Linked DNA regions of Homo sapiens: region 1 is linked to region 2. A link is a loop called in an ENCODE intact Hi-C map of the cell type or tissue named here. Cell type or tissue: Caco-2. All regions are shown on one strand. Links, peaks and the distances in the headings refer to the core of each region. The heading gives the core; the rest is flanking DNA. Region 1 overlaps KIAA2012. Region 2 holds the start of KIAA2012.

Region 1 (10,997 bases), core at 4,437-6,936, 63 kb after region 2:
GCCAAGGTTGGAGAATTACTTGAGGCTAGGATTCAAGACCACCCCGGCCAACATAGCAAGACCCTGTCTCTAAAAATATTTAAAAAATAAATAAATAAAACATCAGGGACACACACAATTTGTCATTTTACAGAGGCATGAAGTCAAATCATTGATATTGCAAGGCTGGGAGACAGAGACTATTACTGAGCTAGTGAGTGAGCCTAGCCAGCCTCGCAGCACTCACACGTCTCATATTGTGGTCTATAATTCATTATAACATCTGCAATAGCTCTTGTGCAGTTACTTTTCAAACAGAAGAACATTGATTTCTTTACATATACATAGATACATACACATGCATTTTTAATGGCCCTAAAAAAAAGCTGACTGCTGGGACTCGTGATGGAAGTAAGAGAAAGTGAAGTGGTCTAACAATGTGATGGTTCTCTGCCAAAAAAATAGTTTAATAAATCACTCTAAGCCTTTATTTATAGTCTCATTAAGAGTCCAAAGAACTCTCTCTCTTTTTCCAATTCTTTTTTAGTTTTATCACCAATAGATACACACTAGGAGTATTCACAAATCTAAGGATTCTTAAAATTCTCAGGATGTGTCCTTCCCAAGTAGCCAGGATCTGCTGTTCATTTAGTGCATGATATGCATTAAGGGATCAGGACCTTGCCCAAGTAGTGAAGTAATACTTAGCACAATGCATTTTAAAGCAGGTGTAGATCTTAGGATTTTGTGTGTGAGTTATATTTCTCAACCTATATTAAAGTTTAGAATATTAAATTTTCTTCTGTCAGAGTGATCAAAAATTATAACTTTCATTAACTAGTAATTCTTAAATAGTATTTTCTATTTAATCACCCTTCAGACATTTATGTTGTCTTCTCATCACAACTATAAAGAAGCTTAAGGCCAGTCGCAGTGACTCACACCTGTAATCCCAACACTTTGGGAGGCCAAGGCAGGAGGATCACTTGAGGTCAGGAGTTCGAGACCAGGTTGGCTAACATGGTGAAACCCCATCTCTACCAAAAATACAAAAATTAGCCAGGCACAGTGGCAGGCACCTGTAGTCCCAGCTACTCTGGGGGCTCAGGCAGGAGAATCACTTGAACCCAGGAGGCAGAGGTTGCAGTGAGCCAAGATTGTGCCACTGCACTCCAGCCTGGCAACAGAGCGAGACTCCATCTCAAAAATAAATAAATAAATAAATAAAATAAAAAACAAAGAAAGAAGTATGAGTCTTTTCTTAAGGATGTTTCCCGCCTAGTTTCTCTCCCTTGCTCCTTTCATACATCTCTCTGTGGCCTGAGGATTTTGCTATTGTCTTGGTTTCCCCATAATCCCTCCTTTGAAAATTAATGTAGACATCAGAATCAGACTGTGTTCAACAGAAAGAATCTGTGAGTATGTTTTTTTGTTTGTTTGTTTTGAGATGGAGTCTGGCTCTTGTTGTCCAGGCTGAAGTGCAATGGCACAATCTCCGCTCACTGCAACCTCTGTCTCCCGGGTTCAAGCCATTCTCCTGCCTCAGCCTCCCAAGTAGCTGGGATTACAGGCGCACGCCACCACACCTGGCTAATTTTTTGTATTTTTAGTACAGATGAGGTTTCACCATGTTGGCCAGGCTGGTCTCAAACTCCTGAGCTCAGGTGATCCACCTGCCTCAGCCTCCCAAAGTGCTGGGATTACAGGCGTGAGCCACTGGGCCCAGTCTGTGAGTATGTTTTACAAAGCAGAAAGATATTGCTCATTCATTTATTCAACAAACACTAATTGTCCATCTACTAGTGACAAATACTATGGTAGGCACAAAAATACAGTTGAGAGACCACGTCCATGCCTTAAAGTAGTCCACAGGGGTGGAATGTGTTGAGAGCTATGAACGAGTTCAGACTGACTCAGCCTGGAGGTTGAGAAGGCTTTTGGAAGGAGAGGACACTTAAGCAGAGTTTCTAAGAATGTATGTAGGAACTAGCCGAGTGGTAAAGAAAGGATGCTCTAGGAGAAAGGACAATATAAAGGTGAGAGAGCATGGCAGCATGGAGAAACTGAAGCAACTTGTAATGACTGCACCCCAGGGTACATGCAGGGGAAGGAGTGATGAAAAATGCACCTTGCAAAGGAGGCAGGAGCCAGATCATAAAGGGCCATAGAAAGCAGCTAAGAGGCCTGGTGCGGTGGCTCATGCCTGTAATCCTGGCACTTTGGGAGGCCGAGGCAGGCAGATCACCTGAGGTCGGGAGTTCAAGACCAGCCTGACCAGAGATGGAGAAACCCCATCTCTGCTAAAAATACAAAATTAGCAAGGCGTGATGGTGCATGCCTGTAATCTCAGCTACTCGGGAGGCTGAGGCAGGAGAATCGCTTGAACCCAGGAGGCAGAGTTTGTGGTGAGCCGAGATCATGCCATTGCACTCCAGCCTGGGCAACAAGGGCAAAACTCCATCTCAAAAAATTTTTAAAAATGAAAGCAGCTAAGGAATTTACGCCAATGATGGTGGGACTCTGCTTACACAGGAATTGACATCACCAGATTTTTATTTTATAGAAATGACTCCCAGCTATGTAGAGACTGGATTGGAAGAGATAAGACTAGGGACTGGGACCCCAGATATCTTTATTTGTTTGAGAAGAAGTGACCAAAAATAATATTTTCTGGCCAGTTGTGGTAGCTCACACCTGTAATCCCAGCACTTTGGGAGGCCGAGGCAGGCAGATCACCTGAGGTCAGGAGTTTAAGACCAGCCTGGCCAACATGGCAAAACCCCGTCTCTACTGAAAATACAAAAATTAGCCAGGCATGGTGGCACACACCTGTAATCCCAGCTACGCGGGAGGGGTACATTGAAGCAGGGAAAATTGCTTGAACCCAGGAGGTAGAGGTCGTAGTGAGCCAAGGTTGTGCCACTGCACTCCAGGCTGGGCGGCAGAGCAAGACTCCTCACAAAATACATATATATATATGTATGTATATATATATGTATATATGTATATATATATAGTATATATGTATATATATAGTATATATGTATATATATACATATATACATATATATATGCGTATATATATATATATTTTTTTTTTCAGGCCAGGCACAGTGGCTCAAGCCTGTAATCCCAGCACTTTGGGAGGCAGAGGTGGGTGGATCACGAGGTCAGGAGATCGAGACCATCCTGGCTAAGACGGTGAAACCCCGTCTCTACTAAAAATACAAAAAAAAAAAAAAATTAGCCAGGTGAGGTGGCAGGTGCCTGTAGTCCCAGCTACTCAGGAGGCTGAGGTGGAAGAATGGCGTGAACCTAGGAGGTGGAGCTTGCAGTGAGCCAAGATCGTGCCACTGCACTCCAGCCTGGGCGACAGTGTGAGACTGTCTAAAAAAAAATATATATATATATATATATATTTTTTTTTTTTCTGGAGAATGGAGACCACCACGTGAATGACATTTGCTGGCTGTTTTGTATGCAGTTCCACCTTCAGCCTTTTTTCTGAATTACTTTCCTCCACACAGTCTTCCACCATAGATATCCTTATTAATCCTGTGATGTTTCTTGATTGGAGGGTTTCTCGCGTGGTTGACATTTTGCTGTTATGCATCTCGAATTTAAATTCAGTCCTCTAGCTAGGCTTTCATTCTGGGCTTGGTAAACTGCCATGTGCCTTTAGACCTTTCCATAAAAAATAATTTATGAACTTTTGAGAGAGATTGGTATTCCCAAAGCTAAAGCTAGACCCTTGAGACTTAGCTAGGCTTAATCTAAAAAGATATAAGTAAAAGGACTGTTATCCCAAATTGGAAGAAAAATATTGCCCTTGCATTTACTGGGTACTTCCATATTTAAATTCAGACTGACTCATATTTTCTAGATCTGTCTACTTGACTCCCTAGTTAGAGCTCCCAGGGGGATGTCTTTTGCCTGGAGACTTATTCAGGCCTCCAGCAACTATTCCCTACGCCCATCTCACCCTCCTCCTCATTCAGGAAGATTTAAAGTGAAAATGTGTAGCATAAACAGGATCTTAAATCTCGTCCCAAGAATTTGATAATGACAATACCAAAAGGCCATCTTGGGTCTTAGTCTCCTGCATTAAACAAGCAGACTCAAAATTTATTATAATACTACAAACACTCTGTAGGTCATAGGTGTCTTGAGTCACATCATATAAAATAAAGTATTTTTAGATATTCTTAAGGAAAGGTCAGAAGGACCAAAATTATCCTTCCTTTTATGGTTAAGTTTATACTGGGGAGAATTTTTTTTTTTTAATAATCTGGAATTTGCATTTGCATTTTCCATTTATGACCAAAAAAACACAAAACCATGAAGTGACTGAGGCTGACTTTCAGGCCTTCTCCCATTGGTTCCTGCTGGGGCCAGCAAGTCCCTGTGCAAAGCTATGAGAAGGCAAAGATGCTTTCTGAGACCTGTTTGGCAATGGATATATCCCCTCCATGGTGATGAAACATTGCAAGTTATGGGGTATGTTCCATGACAGCATGTTAGCCATCAAAGGGTGTGCATGCCTCAGAAATGATATACATAGACAAAGGCCCTGAACGGATTTAAAGAAGCTCCTGCCAGCACCTCCAACAGCTACTGCCCTTGTAACCACTGGATATTTGGCCACTTTGGACCCTACGGGTGTGATATTCTTTCCCAAACCCTGACATGTATCTAGGAAGGAGCCAGGTGGCCCGCCTGGCCTAATAAGGTGACTCTTTGGAGCTGATCTCTATTTTGACACCAGATGGGGCCCAAAAGAGGGTCCCATACCAAGGCAAATATGCATCCTGAAACAATGGGAATAAATATGACTATGTTTCTTTCTTTCTTTCTTTTTTGAGACAGAGTTTCGCTCTTGTTGCCCAGGCTGGAGTGCAATGGCACGATCTTAGCTCACTGCAACCTCCGCCTCCTGGGTTCAAGTGATTCTCTTGCCTCGGCCTCCCAAGTAGCTGGGATTACAGGCGCCCGCTACCACATCTGGCTAATTTTTGTATTTTTAGTAGAGACAGGGTTTCACCATGTTGGCCAGGCTAGTCTCAAACTCCTGACCTCAAGTGATCCGCCCGCCTTGGCCTCCCAAAGTGCTGGGATTACAGGCGTGAGCCACCACGCCCTGCCGACTATGTTTCATTTTTATTGAAAACAACAAACAATGACCTGGGAATTAAACATAGCCAATGCAGATTTAAATAGAAGGAAATGTTAAGGAGCCATATTCCCTGCTAGAATCAGATGCCCTTTCCTGCTTTTCAAGTTTTGAGTGTTTGGTGAAGGAGTCCATGATTTGAAGAAGGCAGAAGAGGCTTGGGATGAGAACCCCATCTAGTAAGGGTCATCTCTAAAACTGCCTGATTATCTGGTGGGAATGCTATCTCCTCACTAAAAGCCTGTGGTTAGATTAATGCTAGCATTTGAAAATCTGCTAAGGCCTGATGGTGGGCAGCCAAGGAAGGAATGTGTTTTCTGTTTATCTCTTTAGTGGCAGAAATGTTCATCACAGAAAGACTGTGAACTCCCAGTTTCAGGCATGCCTGGAAGTTGTGCAGCCTATAGTCTGTATAACCTGTATACACTGTAAAAACTGGAATGTGCACACCAGTTTCTGAATGACAAAAAAGAACCAGGCCTTTGTTTGCAGCCAGTTACCTGGGTTGGTCGATGGGTTAATCAGTTTCTTTGACTTGATAACAGTTTCTTTGACTTGATCTTGCCGCATCGTTCTGAAAGGAGGTTTTACCACCCCCACTGTTCTGTCTACCAGGAATGCAGTTTGAGTTGTGTCTCCTCCTTGACAGCTTGGACCTCAGTAAATTACCAAGGTCTTGACCCAAGAGATGGAGAAGTCCTAAGTGATTTTTCAGTCTCCTATCTAAAAATGTGTTTACATTTCTTGAACTCTGGCTGACTGATTCATTCTCCTGGTGTTGCAAGAACTTTCCTTATGCATTAGAATTCATAAGTTTCATTTCTAAGAGGCCCATGGTTCCTTCCAAGCCACAGTGTAGTGAACCTCATCACAACACAATTCTGCTGGGCTGGATTTGTCCCAAGTGTGGATCATGGCCAAAGCAGCTGTGATGTGGCAAGCTCATTGAAGCTAACGGGAGGCAGTGTGATGTGGAGGGGAAAGTGCAAGACACTAAGTCAGGACATCTGGGTTCTGGGTCCTGGTCTTGTGTTATTTCAAGGTGTGCCCTTGAGCCAATTGAATGAAAATGCTTTCAGGGCCTCAGTTTCCCCCAAGCTGATTCAAATTTAAAAAAAAAAAAAATTTTTTTTGAAACAGAGTCTCACTCTGTTGTGTCCGGAAATGGTGGGTTCTTGGTCTCGCTGACTTCAAGAATGAAGCCGCAGACCTTCGTGGTGAGTGTTACAGTTCTTAAAGGTGGTGTGTCCAGAGTTTATTCCTTCTGGTGGGTTCGTGGTCTCGCTGACTTCAGGAGTGAAGCTGCAGACCTTCATGGTGAGTGTTACAGGTCTTAAAGGCAGCACGTCTGGAGTTGTTCGTTCTTTCCGGTGGGTTCGTGGTCTTACTGGCCTCAAGAGTGAAGCTGCAGACCTTCGCGGTGAGTGTTACAGTTTGTAAAGGTGGCGCATCCGGAGTTGTTCATTCCTCCTGTCTGGCGTTGTTCGTCCTTACAGAGAGCTGATTGGTCCGTTTTGACAGACTGCTGATTGGTGCGTTTACAATCCTTTAGCTAGACACAGATTGCTGATGGGCGCATTTACAATCCTTTAGCTAGACAGAAAAGTTCTCCAAGGCCCCACCCCACCCAGAAGCCCAGTAGGCTTCACCTCTCAATAGCACTCGCTGCGGGACTTTGCGGCACCTAGCCCAGGCACTCCGGCAGCCCAGAGGGAGCTCATCCCCCGATCAAGCCCAGCAGGCGTCGGCCGCGACAGGCCCAGTCCGCGCCCACCCGGAACCCGCGCCGGCCGACGAGCGAGCTGCTGCACGCAGCCCCGGCTCCTGCCTGCGCCTCTCCCTCCACACCTCCCGGCGAGCAGAGGCTCAGGCCTCGACCAGCCCCAGAGAAGGGCCCCACAGCGCAGCGGCGGGCTGAAGGGCTCCTCCAGCACGCCAGAGCGGACGCGGAGGCCAACGAGGCGCCGAGAGTAAGCAAGGGCTGCTAGCACGTTGTCACCTCTCACTGTCACCTAGGCTGGAGTGCAGTGGTAAATCTCGGCTCACTGCAACCTCCACCTCCCGGGTTCAGGTGATTCTTGTGCCTCAGCCTCCTGAGTAGCTGGGATTACAGGCACGCGCCACCACTCTGCTAAGAAATGTTTTAAATCTGTGCAAAAGCCATTTTCAAAGAGAAGAAGATAGCTGAGAAACAACAGAAAAGGGAAGGTCAGCCCACAAAGAATGAGTAGAGGCTTAAGTTCAAAAAGACAAAGATACAGAGTCATATATGGCCATTGGCTCCTAAAAGAGCTACTTATGAGTATCAAGTATGGAAAGAACTTTTTGTTGGACATTCGTCCCACAGAAGAAACTAAACCCTTCGTCAGTAGAGCCATGTGCTTAGCTAAATCTATTCCTCAAATAAACATTCCTTTAGAACATTAAAGTTACTTTTTTTTTTTTTTTTTTTGAGATGGAGTCTCACTCTGTCACCCAGGCTGGAGTGCAGTGGCGTGATCTCAGCTCACTGCAACCTCTGCCTCCCAGGTTCAAGTGATTCTCCTGCCTCAGCCTCCGGAGTAGCTGCGACTACAGGCGCGCACCACCACGCCCGGCTAATTTTTGTATTTTTAGTAGAGATGGGGTTTCACCTTGTTGGCCAGACTGGTCTCGAACTCCTGGCCTCAAGCACTCCACCCACCTCGGCCTCCCAAAGTGCTGGGATTACAAGCATGAGCCACCGCACCTGACCAAATTTACTTTCTTAAGGGAAAAAAAAGAAAAGCAAAATAAAACCTATCCTTTTGCGCCATGGAGTTTTAGGGTCGGGCAGTCTTGGAGGGAAATCCTTACTCAAAACCTCACTAGTGGTACAACTTTGAGTGGGTTACTATACCTTTTGCACCTCAGCTGCCACACCTATAGAGAACATTGACAATGACAACATGGAGGGGAGTCATGGCCATCACACGACAGCCCCATGCTGGTGTCCGGGTGGTGCCTTCTTCCCGGCTGGCTCCGCGGTTTCCATGGTTTCTGTTAGTCCCCTCCCTCCATCCCCACTTTGGCGTTTGCCTTTGTTTGATTCATGTTTCCACCCTTCCTCTTGCCCCTCCACATTATGAGGAAAAAGGGAAGCCTCTGATCTCTCTATTTGGAAGTTTGCAGAAGCCTTTTCCTACTTCAGTGAAGTGCAGTCATACAAAATTTATACTCAACAGCATCAGCAGATTTTTTTCCATCAATATTTCCTTTTTAATTTCAGCTTTATCTGAATTTTAATAGCATAAAGAATTTACTTTTGTTCTTTTAAAGAGCAACCAAAACAAGAATAATATATGTTTGAATATAAGGTCTTAACACTATGTTTAACATGGTGTTTAGGCTATGCCTATAGAGGTTACAGGTGTTTTTTGGTGAGTAAATTATGAATGCCATGGGTGTATATGTGCTTATAATCTTACATACATATGAACTAGGTGTGTGTGTGTGTATGGTATATATAAAAAGTCATGAGATCCAGATCTGACCACCTTGATCTTTTTTCCTCTTTGATTTTCACTACAGCAAACACTGAACCTAGAGCCAATCTTCACATGAACCTTTATGAAACCTCACCGTTGACCCAAACAACAGAGAAGCAGGTATAGTATTGACTCTGAATGAGGATGACACTAGGAGTCACAACTCTTGGGTTCTTGTTTCAGCTTGCTGTGTGCCCCTCAGTGAGACTCTTTACCTCTCTGGGCCTCATTTGCCTAATCAGTAAAATGAGACAAGTAGACTATGAAATCACAGAGGTTCCTTTACTCTTAGACTTGGAATGTCTTAACTTGGACTGTATTATTTGGCTCTTTACTTGTGTGAATAAGCTCAAGGTCTTTCCCTGACTTCTGCAAAGTCAGAAAGGGAATAAGGGAACACAGAAAGGTGGCATCCAGTGAGGCAGTAGGCACTAGTTTTCATTCGTAAAATTAGTAATTCGTAATTAGAGATAAACATTAGCAATTAAGAAAAACAAAGTGCAAAGGTAATCATGAAGAAAGGAGGATGGTGCTTCATCTAGATACATTAAGAATTTCTATTAGCGGGCCAGTCACAGTGGCTCATGCCTGCAATCCCAGCACTTTGCGAGGCTGAGGCAGGCAGATCACCTGAGGTCAGGAGTTCGAGACCAGCCTGGCCAACGTGGTGAAACCAACCCCGTGTCTACTAAAAATACAAAAATTAGCCGGGTGTGGTGGCATGCACCTGTGGTCCCAGCTACTTGGGAGGCTGAGGCAGGAAAATCGCTTGAACCTGGGAGTTGGAGGTTGCAGTGAGCTGAGATCATGCTGCAGCCAGAATCCAGAGTGAGACCCTGTCTCAGGAAAAAAAAAAAAAAAAAAGAATATCTATTAGTGGTTCAAGGACATATGTTCACAAATATTTATAAGTTTGTTCCTTCCTTGGAAGCTTTGAAGCTGGAACTGTCTCCAAATTCTCTCTAGAGAGACAACTCAGGGGAATTCCTAGAACTGAATCCAGGGCCTCGGAGAACCTGAGGCAGAGGCAGCACATGCAGCTCCAGGGGACTCCCAGGTCTCATCCTACTGTGTGACACCTCCAGGCCATGATCTTGACTTCTCCATTCTGTCCACCTTCCTTCCTGCCACAGCCTAGCTATCTCTTCTTCCCCAGCACTCATTATACATAATGATAAAGAAACGGGTTTGCTTTCATCTGCGTGCCTGAGCTGGGCTCTGAGGTAGGACCTGAACTCTCTGTGACAACCCTAGGCCTGGGTCAGGCCTCCACTGAGGTGAAACGCAGCTGAGCGGCTCCTCCCTGCTGCCAAGGAGCTGCAGAACCAACATTTGCATATTTTAAATGCCCACTTTGCAGACATCCCATTTACGGGATCTAGAGACAGAGTTTTTGAAAGAGTGTGTGACTAAGGAAAACATAATATGGTGTATTTTGATAATTCTGCAACCCAAAGGCCATGCAAAGGCCTCACATACCCTAAACACACCCCAAATTCACACAGCCCCACGGTTCTATTCCAAAAGAGCTACTATCACCTGCAATGAAAGAGAGGCTCAGCCAGGTGCAGTGGCTCACGCCTGTAATCCCAGCACTTTGGGAGGCCAAGGTGGGCGGATCACGAGGTCAGGAGTTCAAGACCAGCCTGGCCAACATGGTGAAACCCCGTCTCTACTAAAAATACAAAAATTAGCTGGGCATGGTGGCGCACATCTGTAATCCCAGCTACTCGGGAGGCTGAGGCAGGAGAATCGCTTGAATGCAGAAGATGGAGGTTGCAATGAGCCAAGATCACTCCATTGCACTCCAGCCTGGGCAACAGAGCAAGACTCCGTCTCAAAAAAAAAGAAAGAGGGGCTCAACCATGTCACATTAAATCCTAGGTTGAATTGTTAACTTTGTAGTCAGAAGAAGGAACACCAGAGCGAGGGGTCTTAAACTCTCATGCTGGTTCCCCCCGTGAGGCTGTGGAAAGTCAGCTCCCTGAGAAGCCCATGCACCTGCCTCCTTTGTGAAATGATGGGGTGGCTCCCACCAGAACCCATTGGTTTGTCCAAGTCGCAGTAGTCCCAATTCCTTTAGAAGCAGCCCTGGAAAGAAAGGGCATCTGAGGAGAAGTCTAGGGAGCCCCACCAGCCCCAAACACAGAGAAAACAGGGTGGGAGGGAGGTGGGGGTGACTTCCTGGCCTCCTGCACCCCCGCTTACTTCTCGAGGCTAATGGCCTCTTATTAGATTAATCACTGACTTCAGTTTTAACTACTTCCTCAGCCTACTCCATGGCAATGACTAATTTCATGTTTATTATAAAGCATCTGGAACACATTTAGAACAAATTTCTG
Region 2 (10,997 bases), core at 2,966-5,465:
TTGACTTTTTCATACAACTTGTCTTTGGTGCTTATGGTAGATAACTGTAGTTGGCTCTATCAACTTTTATTCTACATTCCCTCTGGTGCAAGAGCTAGAAAGCAGCAAACTTTATTTTCTAGACTTCCTTCCAACTAGATTTACAAAATGAAGTTAAGAGAAGCGAGGTTGGGGAGATCTGAGTGCTTAGAAGTAGTCATGGCAGCCAGACCAGAGGTCCAGGGCCCAGTCACCACTTCATGGCTGAAGCGGGTAGCGGGGGCCAAAGTCATAGCTGCTCTCTGAGAGCCATGATGGGGCTTCTTATGAAGAACTGCTACTACTCTATTCCAGAAGTATTACAGGAAGAACAACAGGCTGAAATTGGAACCAAATTTGGACAAGGTCCCATTTCACCTCTGGTTTGCTCTATGGCTTTATGCAAATCATTTCATCTCTCTGTGCACTGATCTTTACTCTTTCATTAACAAGAGCAACACCAAGGACTCTCCTCGTAGAGTGCCCCTAAAGATGAATAAAATACTAGAAAACACGATTACACTTCCTTTTAAAGAGGGATAAAGGTTCTGACAGTATCACATAGGCCGCCTCTCCAGAGTGGCATTCATTTACTCCAAGCACTTTGGAACAAGGGATACATTCCTGAATGTGCTGGGGAGGTGGCCATTGAACAGCATCTATTTTCTGTTTCATGTGGTTTCTATTTATTTACAGAGTGCCATGGTTATTCATGATGTTTTACAAACCATAAAAACAAGGTCTCCACCCTATAGAAGTTACAGTGTAATTCAAACAGACTTGCTGCATGGGCCGACAGGTCAGGCGTGCCAGGAGATGGTGTTGGTGTTGTATAACATGGGTGTGGAGGGGTTCTTCTTGAGTTATAAATACTTTCCAGTTACAAGGGCCTTTCATCTGGGATCCCCAAGCACTTTAGAATAGCAATAACCCGGATTGCTTTCTAAATGTACTTTCTATAAACTGTTGTGGGGACTGAGTAAATGCTTTTAAATGACTATTAATTGGTCTGTGGATCTGTTCATTGTCCATATTAAACAGCATAGATGTAAACACGATGGTTTAGGAGAGGCCCGCTTTAGGCTGTGGTCTGGCTGCTTACAGATTACTGCTGCCCCACAGAGACCCGGAAGGCTTGCCACAGCCTTGGGAGGGCCAGATGGACACTCCTAGGCGTTTTCCTAGGTGATAAGCTCACTCAACCTAGACTCAGAAAGAGCACTCCTTGGCGCCCTGGTTCACTGCGTATGGATGAGTTAACATTTCAAAGTCAGGTGAGTTCAGAGAAAGAATCTCCTCTGGAGAAACTTGGAACCATTCCTTGGCTAACGATGGTGGTTCTCATTCAGGTCCCAAGGCCTCCATTAAGTTCCTCTTATGCTGCTTTTCTCTCTTTCTTGAGCAATGGCACTTTCAAAACGGCAAGATTTATCTTTCTTTGCAGCTGGTATAGAGTTTCCCCTTCTGTCTTACTCAAAGACCACTTAACTGGTGATTTTTCCTGACCTATTTGACAAGTTCATTCATATCCAAGAGAAGACTGGCCTGGGTTGCAAGTCTTGAAAGTTCACCCAGAGGTTGATGAGATAAGGATTCCTCCTTCTATCCATCCTTTATAAGCTTCTCAGAGTTATCTTTCTAAAAACCCAGATGGAATAATATCACCCCCCTGCTTTAATAAAACCTACCTGGGGGTACAAATGACTCACGCCTGTAATCCCAAGGTAACAAGGGCAACATTAAGGACTCTCCTTATAGATTGCCCCTAAAGATGAATAAAATACTAGAAAACATGATTACACTTCCTTTTAAAGAGGGATAAAGGTTCTGACAGTATCACATAGGCCACTTCTCCAGAGTGGCATTCATTTACTCCAAGCATTTTGGAACAAGGGATACACTCCTGAATGTGCTGGGAGGTGGCCATTGAACAGCATCTATTTTCTGTTTCATGTGGTTTCTATTTGCGAAGCTGAGGCAGAAGGATCGCTTGAGCCCAGAAGTTCGAGACCATCCCGGGCAATGTAGTGAGACCCTGCCTCTAAAAAACAAAACAAAACAAAAACAACAACAACAACAAAAACCTACCTGAAGAATAAAATTCAAAATGCTTCAGCACGGTATATGCAGCCTTCATGGCCTTGGCCAGCTGACCTTTGTCCTTGCATCTCTGTCCACATGACCTGCAGTTTTGTTTTCTTTTTTGTTTCTATTTTTGTTTTGAGATGGAGTCTCACTCTGTCGCCCGGGCTAGAGTGTGCCATCTCGGCTCACTGCAACCTCCACCTCCCCAAGCAATTCTTATGCCTCAGCCTCCCAAGCAGTTGGGATTACAGTTGGGATTCCTTCTTAAGGCACACCACCATGCCTGGCTAATTTTTGTGTTTTTAGTAGAGACGAGGTTTCACCATGTTGGGCAGGCTGTTCTCCTCCTGACCTCAAGTGATCCACCTGCCTTGGCCTCCCAAAGTGCTGGGATTACAGGCATGAGCCACCACAACCAACCGGAAAAAAATTTTAATTGTAGTAAAATATATGTAACATAAATTTACTTTCGTTTTAGAGATGAGATCTCACATTGTCACTAAGGCTGAACTCAAACTCACGGGCCCAAGGGATCTTCTTGCCTCAGCCTCCGGAGTAGCTGGGATGACAGGTGTGTGCCACTGCACTGGCTCAAATGGACCATTTTAACATTTTTAAGTTTACAGTTCATTGACATTAAGTACATTCATATTGTTGTGAATCCACCTTCAGAACTTTTTCATCTTCTCATACTGAAACTCTGTACCCACTATACACTGATGTTCCATTCCCCTCTCCCTGACAGCCCCTGTCAATTACCATTCAACTTTCTGTCTCTGTGAATCAGACCACTCTAAGTACTTCACATAAGAGAAATCATACAATGTTTGTTCTTTCATGATTGGCTTATCTTGTTTAGTGTAATGTCTTCAAGGTACATGCGTGTTGTAGCATATGTCTGAATTTCCTTCCTTTTTTTTTTTTTTTTTTTTTTTTGAGATGGAGTCTCACTCTGTTGCCCAGGCTGGAGTACAGTGGCATGATCTCGGCTCACTGCAACCTCCGCTTCCCAGGTTGAAGCGGTTCTCCTGCCTCAGCCTCCCAAGTAGCTGGGACTACAGGCGTGTGCCACCACACCTGGCTAAATTTTTATTTTTAGTACAGACGGGGTTTCATCAAGTTGGCCAGGCTGGTTTCGAACTCCTGACCTCAGGTGATCCGCCCACCTCGGCCTCCCAAAGTGCTGGGATTACAGGCATGAGCCATGGTGACCAACTGAATTTCCTTCCTTCTTAAGGCTGAATAATACTGCATTGTATGCATATGCTACATTTTGTTGATTCATTCATCTGTCGATGGACACTTGAGTTACTTCCACCTTTTGGCTCTTATAAACAGTTTTGCTCTGCATATGAGTATACAAATATCTCTTTGAGACCCTGCTTTCACCTCCTTTAGGTATACAGACCCAGAAGTGGAATTACTGGTGATACGGTAATTCTGTTTAATTTTCTTAGAAACTGTCATACCATTTCCTACAGAGGCTGCGCCATTTTGCATTTCCAACAGCAATGCACAAGGTTTTCAATTTCTCCGTATCTTCACCAAATACTTGTTATTTTCTGTTTTTGTTTTTGTTTTTTAATAATAGCCATCTTAGTAGGTGTGAAGTGGTATCTCATTGTGGTTTTGATTAAATTCTGTTTGGAGCCTCTGCATTCACTCATTCGCTGTCTTGATTCCCCCTAATAAACCCTATTTTATTTTACAACAGAACCTCTATTTCTTTCTCAGGAGACTTGAACTTGGTTGGGGGTGGAGGGGTCAGAGGGGGAGGGGAAAGTGCCACATAGGAAGATCAAAAAGGTAAGTGGGCTTGTAGCCTGTTGTGCTTCTTCATATAGGCCAGCAGTGGGCACTCCCACAAGACTGCCAGGGTAGTTCAGCTGACAGCTAACAGGCAGCTTGCTTTTCCAGGCTTGAGCAGGTTCCTAGATCCCCAGCAAAGGGGTCTTTTTGTTTCCTGACCCTCTTCCCTCCTGTCTGTGCTCGTCACAATGTCACTGTTAAAGAGACCCAAGCATCCCAGGCTACACAGTGCTTCTCAAAGCAGGTGCTCCTGGCATTCTAGTGGGACAGTTCATCACTATGTGGGAATTTCACACCATGTAGAACATTTAGCATCTGGGGCCTCTGCTTGATCAATGCCAGCAAGACCCCCAATCATTGCAACAACCAAAATGTCCCCCACCCACATTTCCAGAGCACCCCCATCAGGGGATAGCTTGCCCAGTTGAGAACCAGGTATGCAAAGGAAGCTAGAGAATCCCAGTGTCTCCCGCTCAGGCAAAGCAGCAACTACCATAATGAGGTCTCGTGTCCAGTTGAGGGGATGATGGAGCTCAGCCAAGGAAAAAGTCACAGGTGGTTTTAGGTGACCTAGATTACACCCTGGCTCTGTTAATGGTTAGTTGACAGTGACAGGCTCACATATCAGGAGAGAGGGGAAGACGCTCTCTAAAAACAAGATGAGAACAATAACAGAAAAAGTACCCCAACAAGTCCCCCACCCCATGCAACTGGGACTTGCAACCTGAGCCTGGTCCCTTCAGTGTCCATTTGACCCCCACCCCCATCCCCGGGGAATGCACACTGCACCCGGCACCCGTCTCTGCCTTGCCTGGGTTAGTTTAAGGGACTTCATTTCCCTGTGCTGCCATAGCAACCAGGAAACAACCTCCGCTCAGACAAGAAGGATGGTGCTGTGGCCGAGATCTGTAGATGCACACGGCTGGTAACAGAGCAACCGGGACCAAGGGACAACAAGAGCTCAGGAGAAGGGGAGAGACAGGTCGCCCAGAGAGTAGACAATCCAGGGCTTGAGGAGGCTGGCTGTGCGGTTTATTTTTTCTCTCCACAAAGACACACACTGTCTAAACTGTGTGGCTGGTTGTTACTAAGAAGCTGCTGCGAGAGGGAAAAATGTATTTAATAAAAGGCCCTGTGTTTGTGGTCTTCTTGGGCTTGCTGTGAGCTCTGGAAATCTTGAGGTGTGACCAGATTTCAGCCTTCAAAACCAAGATGGACTGCCCTTGAGAAGGGGTGGTCAGAGGGAAACATGTTCACGCTCTCCCTCCTGAGCCGGGGCCACGGGAAGCTGGGCCAGGACAAACAGAAGTTAGAAGTCTACTTTGAACCAGAGGTGAGTCCCACAGCTGAAGAAAGGCACATTTTGGAGGTGGGAGAGGAATGCTCTATGTTTCCACTTGGGAGGTAAACCATGTGTGTCTTGGTTTGTGTTGTTAGTGAGGTGGCGGGGTCACTGGAAGATCTTCCTTCCTCCTTCATGAAACTCAAGAAAATAACATCATTTTCCTGACACACCGAGATTGCCCCTGAGGCCCTCATCTTTCCCCTTGTAGCTGTCTTTGCTTGGACCAAAGGAGATTCCAGATTGTCTGGAATTTGGATGGTTTGGTGCAAGACCAGAATTTCCACCTGGGTTCTAGGCAAACTGATGGTTGTTTGGTTTTTGGAAGTCGTGCTCTGCAGTTGAAATGCTGTGTGTGTTCATGCCATTTCAATGGCTTCCTTGAACTTTCTGGAATTCAACCCACAGGACTCATATTTAATATAGGCCAAAAAAAAACCCACCTCATTTTAGAAGATTTTAAAGAGGTGGCAAAATTCCCTTGTTATACTAGATTTTTATTTCACTTGAATCCTGCCAGGGATAAGAAACCTATTGGGGATACTTTGCAAATTTGGGGGTCATACAGAGATTTCCATTGTCATGGTACTTTGTCATGATATTTGACCTTTGCTGTGTTAAACGGCATATAAAGTTTCAAAGGACCTGTATGGCCAATGGCATTTTCTTACCTACAAGATATGTAACTGCTTTATAGGCCCCTAAATAGCCAAATTAGGTAATGTTACATAGCATCTGGAATGTATAGAAATTCTCCCCACGTACAGCTGAAGTGGTGGTGGCTTGGAATGCTCCTATTTAAACTGCCAGCTAGTCCAGGTCTAATTTCAAAGTTATCTGCTGCCCTTAATAATTCTGACCACTTACTTGCATACCAGGAAACTTTAACTGGCCTGTAACCTACATACAAGCTGAGTTAATCCTCCAGCCATACATGACTCTCCTGAAAGTTGTATGGGGTGAAATAGAACCATGCCCTGGGTTCTACTAATTTTGAAATGTGGAGAGAAAAGGCAGTTGCTAAGAAGAGCAATTGTGTTCCATAACACCATGTGAACAGTTCAGAGAAAATCAGTAACTAAAAAAATGCCGAAGGCTTTGCACAAGCAGTATTTGCTATAGAAAGGTCTTCCACAGTGGCTCCGTCAAAGTGGCTGCTTCTCATTGCAGGATTACTTGAACTGGAGGTCCCCAGAAGACTATGTTCCTGTCAGCAAACCTCAAGATAAGAACAATGCCAGTCAGCACTCCTGGAGCCTCTTTCTCCCTAAAACTTTCAGTACTAGAAAGGGTGCCCTGATCCTGTACTCAGAAGGTTTTGCCATTTCGGCATGGACACCCAAAGAGAGGAGAAAAGGCCCCTACTGCCCCAGAGGTCCCTGGAGGAAGCTGGATCTTGAACTGCACACACTTCAAGACCTCAAAGAAGCCATCCTGGCATATGGAAGGCAGCAGGTAGGCAGAACGCTCCCTTGGGTTTGGGGAAGGTGCTGGTAGCATGTCTAGAAACCCAGTTGCAGCTTTGGGAATAATTTCTTGGACCCGGGGAAGGTATGAAACTCTCAGAACTCTATTTCTTCATCTCTAAAATGAGATTGACTGTACTCTTAGCCCTATCTGCTGCACACCATTGTCACAAAGCTTAAATGAGATAATGTATGTGAAAGGGATCTGAAAACCATAAAGGGCTACATTATCATCATTTTATGTTTTCCTTTCAGTTAGAGTAACACAAAGTCCTTTTCAGCATTCAGACAGATTCAGGCCAGCAGACGTTTCATCAGGATCCTTGAAATCCTGTCTCATAGCCACAAGCATCATCATCCCACCTCTGATGTTCTTGGCTCTGTGGAAATGAGAGGGAGAACATTTTAAATATTTACCTTGAGCCCTTCAGCGTCTGCAGGATAAGTTAATGACTTTTTCCATCCTGAATACAATATTAAGGGAAAACACCTGTGTTCATTTTTCTGATTCATACTTCCTAATGTCTTGTGAGATGTGCATCTGGCCCCTGCTTTATATAATTGCATGCATCAGCCCTTTGGCTGAGGCCATAAGATAGTCTGGGAAGATGTGTCACTTTATAAAATTCTAGGTTAGAAATGGTGGGTGACTCCCTAATTTAAAAGTGTTTACTGACTTTTCATTCCCCACAAAATAAAGTCATTAGCTTCTTCTATCAGGCCTTTCACACATTGGCTTTTCTGCTCCATGTCTAGCCACATTTCCCACCTGTTCCTGTACCACTTCCATCATGGACGCCATAAGGCCCCACCCATGTGATTAGCTCATCATTCCCCAACACCTGTGCCCTTTCATGACTCTCCATTTTTGCACACACCTCTACAGCTGGCAAGCTCCCACCCATCCTTCAAAACACAACTTAAATACCATCCCCTCACTGAAGCCTTCTCCCACTTGCCTAGGCAGAGATAGCTCATGCCTCCCTCCTCTGCAAACATTCCCATACCGTCATGCACTGAAATTTATTTCTTTGACTGTCATTCCTGATGGATTAACATCTCTTCCAATATGGGGACCATGTCTAAATCATTTCCAGAAAGAGTACCCACAAATGTTTGTGGAATTAATGACTTGGTCATGCATGATATTTTCAATGTTTCTTAGATCATCTCCCAGAATCATTGTTGGACAATTTATCACCTACCCCCATGCCAGGCAGAGCTTCCAAAAGAAAAGACTCCTCTGCCCTCTTTTCATCTTTCAAAATAGAGAAGCTTGATGATCCTGACTGAATGCCCAATGCTCTTTAACTTAAAAATAATAAATTCTTGAATAAAAGAAAACCAATTGTTGAATGCTATAATGTTGCATTATAGCTAAATATTATTTTATTTAATCCCTACAAAGACCCTGTGCGATATAGTTTTTCTTGCCTCCTTGTATAGATGAGGAAACCAAAGCTCAGGGTAGATAAGTGATTTGCCCAAGGCCAGAGAGCTACTAAATGACAAGGCCAGAATTCAAATCCAGGACTGCCTACCTCACCAGGGCCTGCATACTTTGCACTCTGCCCTGTTGTTTGTGGACTCGAAGGGACTCCAGTGGTCCACTGGTCATTGTGCTGGTCATGGCCTGTTTGTCTCAGATTCCCTCTGTTCCCTTCCCCTGCTCTGCTCTGCATCACAGGCAGGTTGACCACAGGCTATATACAATTCTGCAAACATCTGTGTCCACTGGCTTCTAGTTGAATTTGCCAATGGGAGACGCTGGAAAGAGATTGGAGAGGGAGAAGAAGAGGAAGACCACAGTATTTCTCCCTTCCCACTCTGCCTCAAGTGAAAAGAAGCATCTGCATTACCTCTGTGATACAGCTCTCAACAGACAGGCCCACTATGACCCCCAGCTCCTCCAGGTGACCCCACCAGCTCCTCCCTCTGTCCTTCTAGCGTAAGTGTGGTGCTGGCTTCCTGATGTTACTGATCTCAATGTTGCCCCCCCAGCTGTTTGGCTTCTGAGGTCTCCAATCACCTGTACAACCAATTCCCTAAATCAAATTCCTTCTGTGTTTACTTAGTTTCTATTTTCCTGGTTGGACACTGAGTGATATATAGGCTAACTCACTGCCCAGAGTAAGAATACCTTCCATCGTCTTCAGATGCTTGTCTATAAGGCTAAATACTTCAGGTAACAGAGATCTTAATAGTTTATAAAGTAGATAAGTCAGTTTGGGGTGAGTTTCATTTTTGGTTATATTTGGGCTCAATGAAAAAAAGAAGTTGCTATCTTCCTGTGGCATCCATCTTCTAAATTTATAGCTCATATCTGTACAAAACAGAATATGTAGTCTAACTCCACATGAGTAGAGGGAAATGGTGTGAAGAAATTAGAGAAAAGAAAACGTATGGAAGAGTACAGGGCTGGAGTTTAAGATTAACGGACATAGTAGATTAAAAGAGGAGGAGAAGCAACTCAAAAGGGACTTCGAATTAAAGAAAATGAACACACTGGGCTCAGTGCCTCACACCTGTAATCCAGCACTTTGGGAAACAGAGGCAGGAGAATTGCTTGAGCCCAGGAGTTCAAGACCAGCCTGGGCAACATAATGAGACCCTGTTTCTATCAAAATAAAAATAATACAAATTATTTAAAAAGAAAAGAAAAGGAAAGGAACACCTCAGAAGCTTCGGAAAATAGAGTACCATCTGACTATGAAAACAACAGCCTGGCAAGAAACTTTTAAAATCATAATACCCAGTGCCAGGACAGCTATAGGGAAACAGCAGTCTCACATGTTAGGAGCACAAATTCACATGACATTTCTGGAGGGCAATTTGGCAAAAGCCTAAAAGGGGCTGATACCTTTTGATTCAACATTCCACTTTTAGGAGCTGGCCCTAGGACATAATCAGATGTATGTTCAAAGATCTATGCAGAAAAACATTGACTACAGGGTTCTTTATTACTAGGCAAAACACTGAAAACAGTAAATGCCCAGCAATGGAACATTGATCAAATGAACTCTGGTAAATCATGTAATGACCTGGGTCAAGCAATGAAGTCATGTGTTAGTCATGAATAACATGAGAAAATCTGCACAATGTTTTTCTTTTGTTTTGTTTTGAGACAGGGTTTCCTCTGTTACCCAGGCTGGAGTGCAGTGGCACCATCACAGCACACTGCGGCCTCAAACTCCTGGGCTCAAGTGGTCCTCCCATCTCAGCCTCCCCAGTAGCTGAGACTACTGGCTCATGCCACCATGCCGGGCCAATTTTTTGTATTTTTGTAGAGATGGGGTCTAGCTCTGTTGCCCAAGCTGGTCTCGAACTCCTAGGTTCAAGAAATCCACCCACCTTGGCCTCCCAAAGTGCTGGGATTACAGGTGTGAGCCACCATGCCTGGCCTGGAATGTATTTTTTTAAAGCAGATTACAAAAATGTATTCATATAATAAAAATACCAGTGTTCATTAACTTTTTTTGAGTAGTTGTGTTATTTTTGCCACTATTCTAAGTGCTTTCCAAGTATAATTCATTTATGCTTTCTAATAATCCTGGGCATAAGTACTATTATTATCCACTTTAAAGGTGAGGAAATAGAAGCACAGAGAACTCGAGTGACTCACTCAAAGTTATACAGCCAAGTAAATCACTGCACCAGAATGTGAGACTAGGCCACATAGAAAACATCACCTCTCTAATATAAATCTGTTTTTAAAAAAGTGATTATTGACCGGGTGTGGTGGCTCACACCTGTAATCCCAGCACTTTGGGAGGCCAAGGCAGGTAGATCATCTGAGGTCAGGAGTTCGAGACCAGCCTGGCTAACATGGTGAAACCCCGTTTCTACTAAAAATACAAAAAATTAGCTGGGAGTGGTGATGCACGCCTGTAATCCCAGCTACTCAGGAGGCTGATACATTTCTTTTTACCAAATATATTTTTTAAACTACGGGATTTTACAAATAAAATAAAAATCTATAGCTTTGAAAGAGGTAGACAGTTGACCCTGGAAATCAAGGTGAGAGGCTTCGGGGAGGAAAATGGAATGGCAAACAGTGCTGCAAGTTGAGTCCACCAATAACCACACCATCTGTCCATTAGGGTGAGTATTTCTTTGTCCAAATAGGATAGTTCAAGAGTTTAAAACACTACACTCAAAGTCAAAGAGCCAAAGTGAGGATGGAAAAAGGGGTAGAGTAATAGTGCTGCTCACGGAAGGATCTGTTCTTGGCTGGACTGTGAATCAAGAAACCTGCATGACTCAGGCCCCACCCAGAC

Evidence for each region. Hi-C counts contacts between places; a loop is a spot of excess contacts. Peaks named below come from ENCODE experiments on the same cell type or tissue, not always from the same donor. Only the 100,000 strongest peaks of a DNase experiment are listed, where the experiment ranks them.
Region 1: it touches region 2 in a loop (6-fold over the local background); 2 of 110 quality-filtered maps call a loop at or near these places.

Annotation. Positions count from the first base shown.
Region 1 is chr2:202,129,734-202,140,730 of GRCh38, forward strand. KIAA2012 reads left to right here. Exons shown (of 24, transcript NM_001277372.4): 13 at 8,699-8,775. Among named protein-coding and RNA genes, the nearest start is that of KIAA2012-AS1, 18 kb to the left of the region's middle. In Caco-2, for the core only: no CTCF peak of the experiment used is centred there; DNase peaks (open chromatin) are centred at 5,668 and 6,038.
Region 2 is chr2:202,068,467-202,079,463 of GRCh38, forward strand. KIAA2012 reads left to right here and starts at 4,789. Exons shown (of 24, transcript NM_001277372.4): 1 at 4,789-5,245; 2 at 6,425-6,709. The coding sequence starts at 5,162. In Caco-2, for the core only: a CTCF peak has its summit at 3,941 (motif pointing right); no DNase peak of the experiment used is centred there.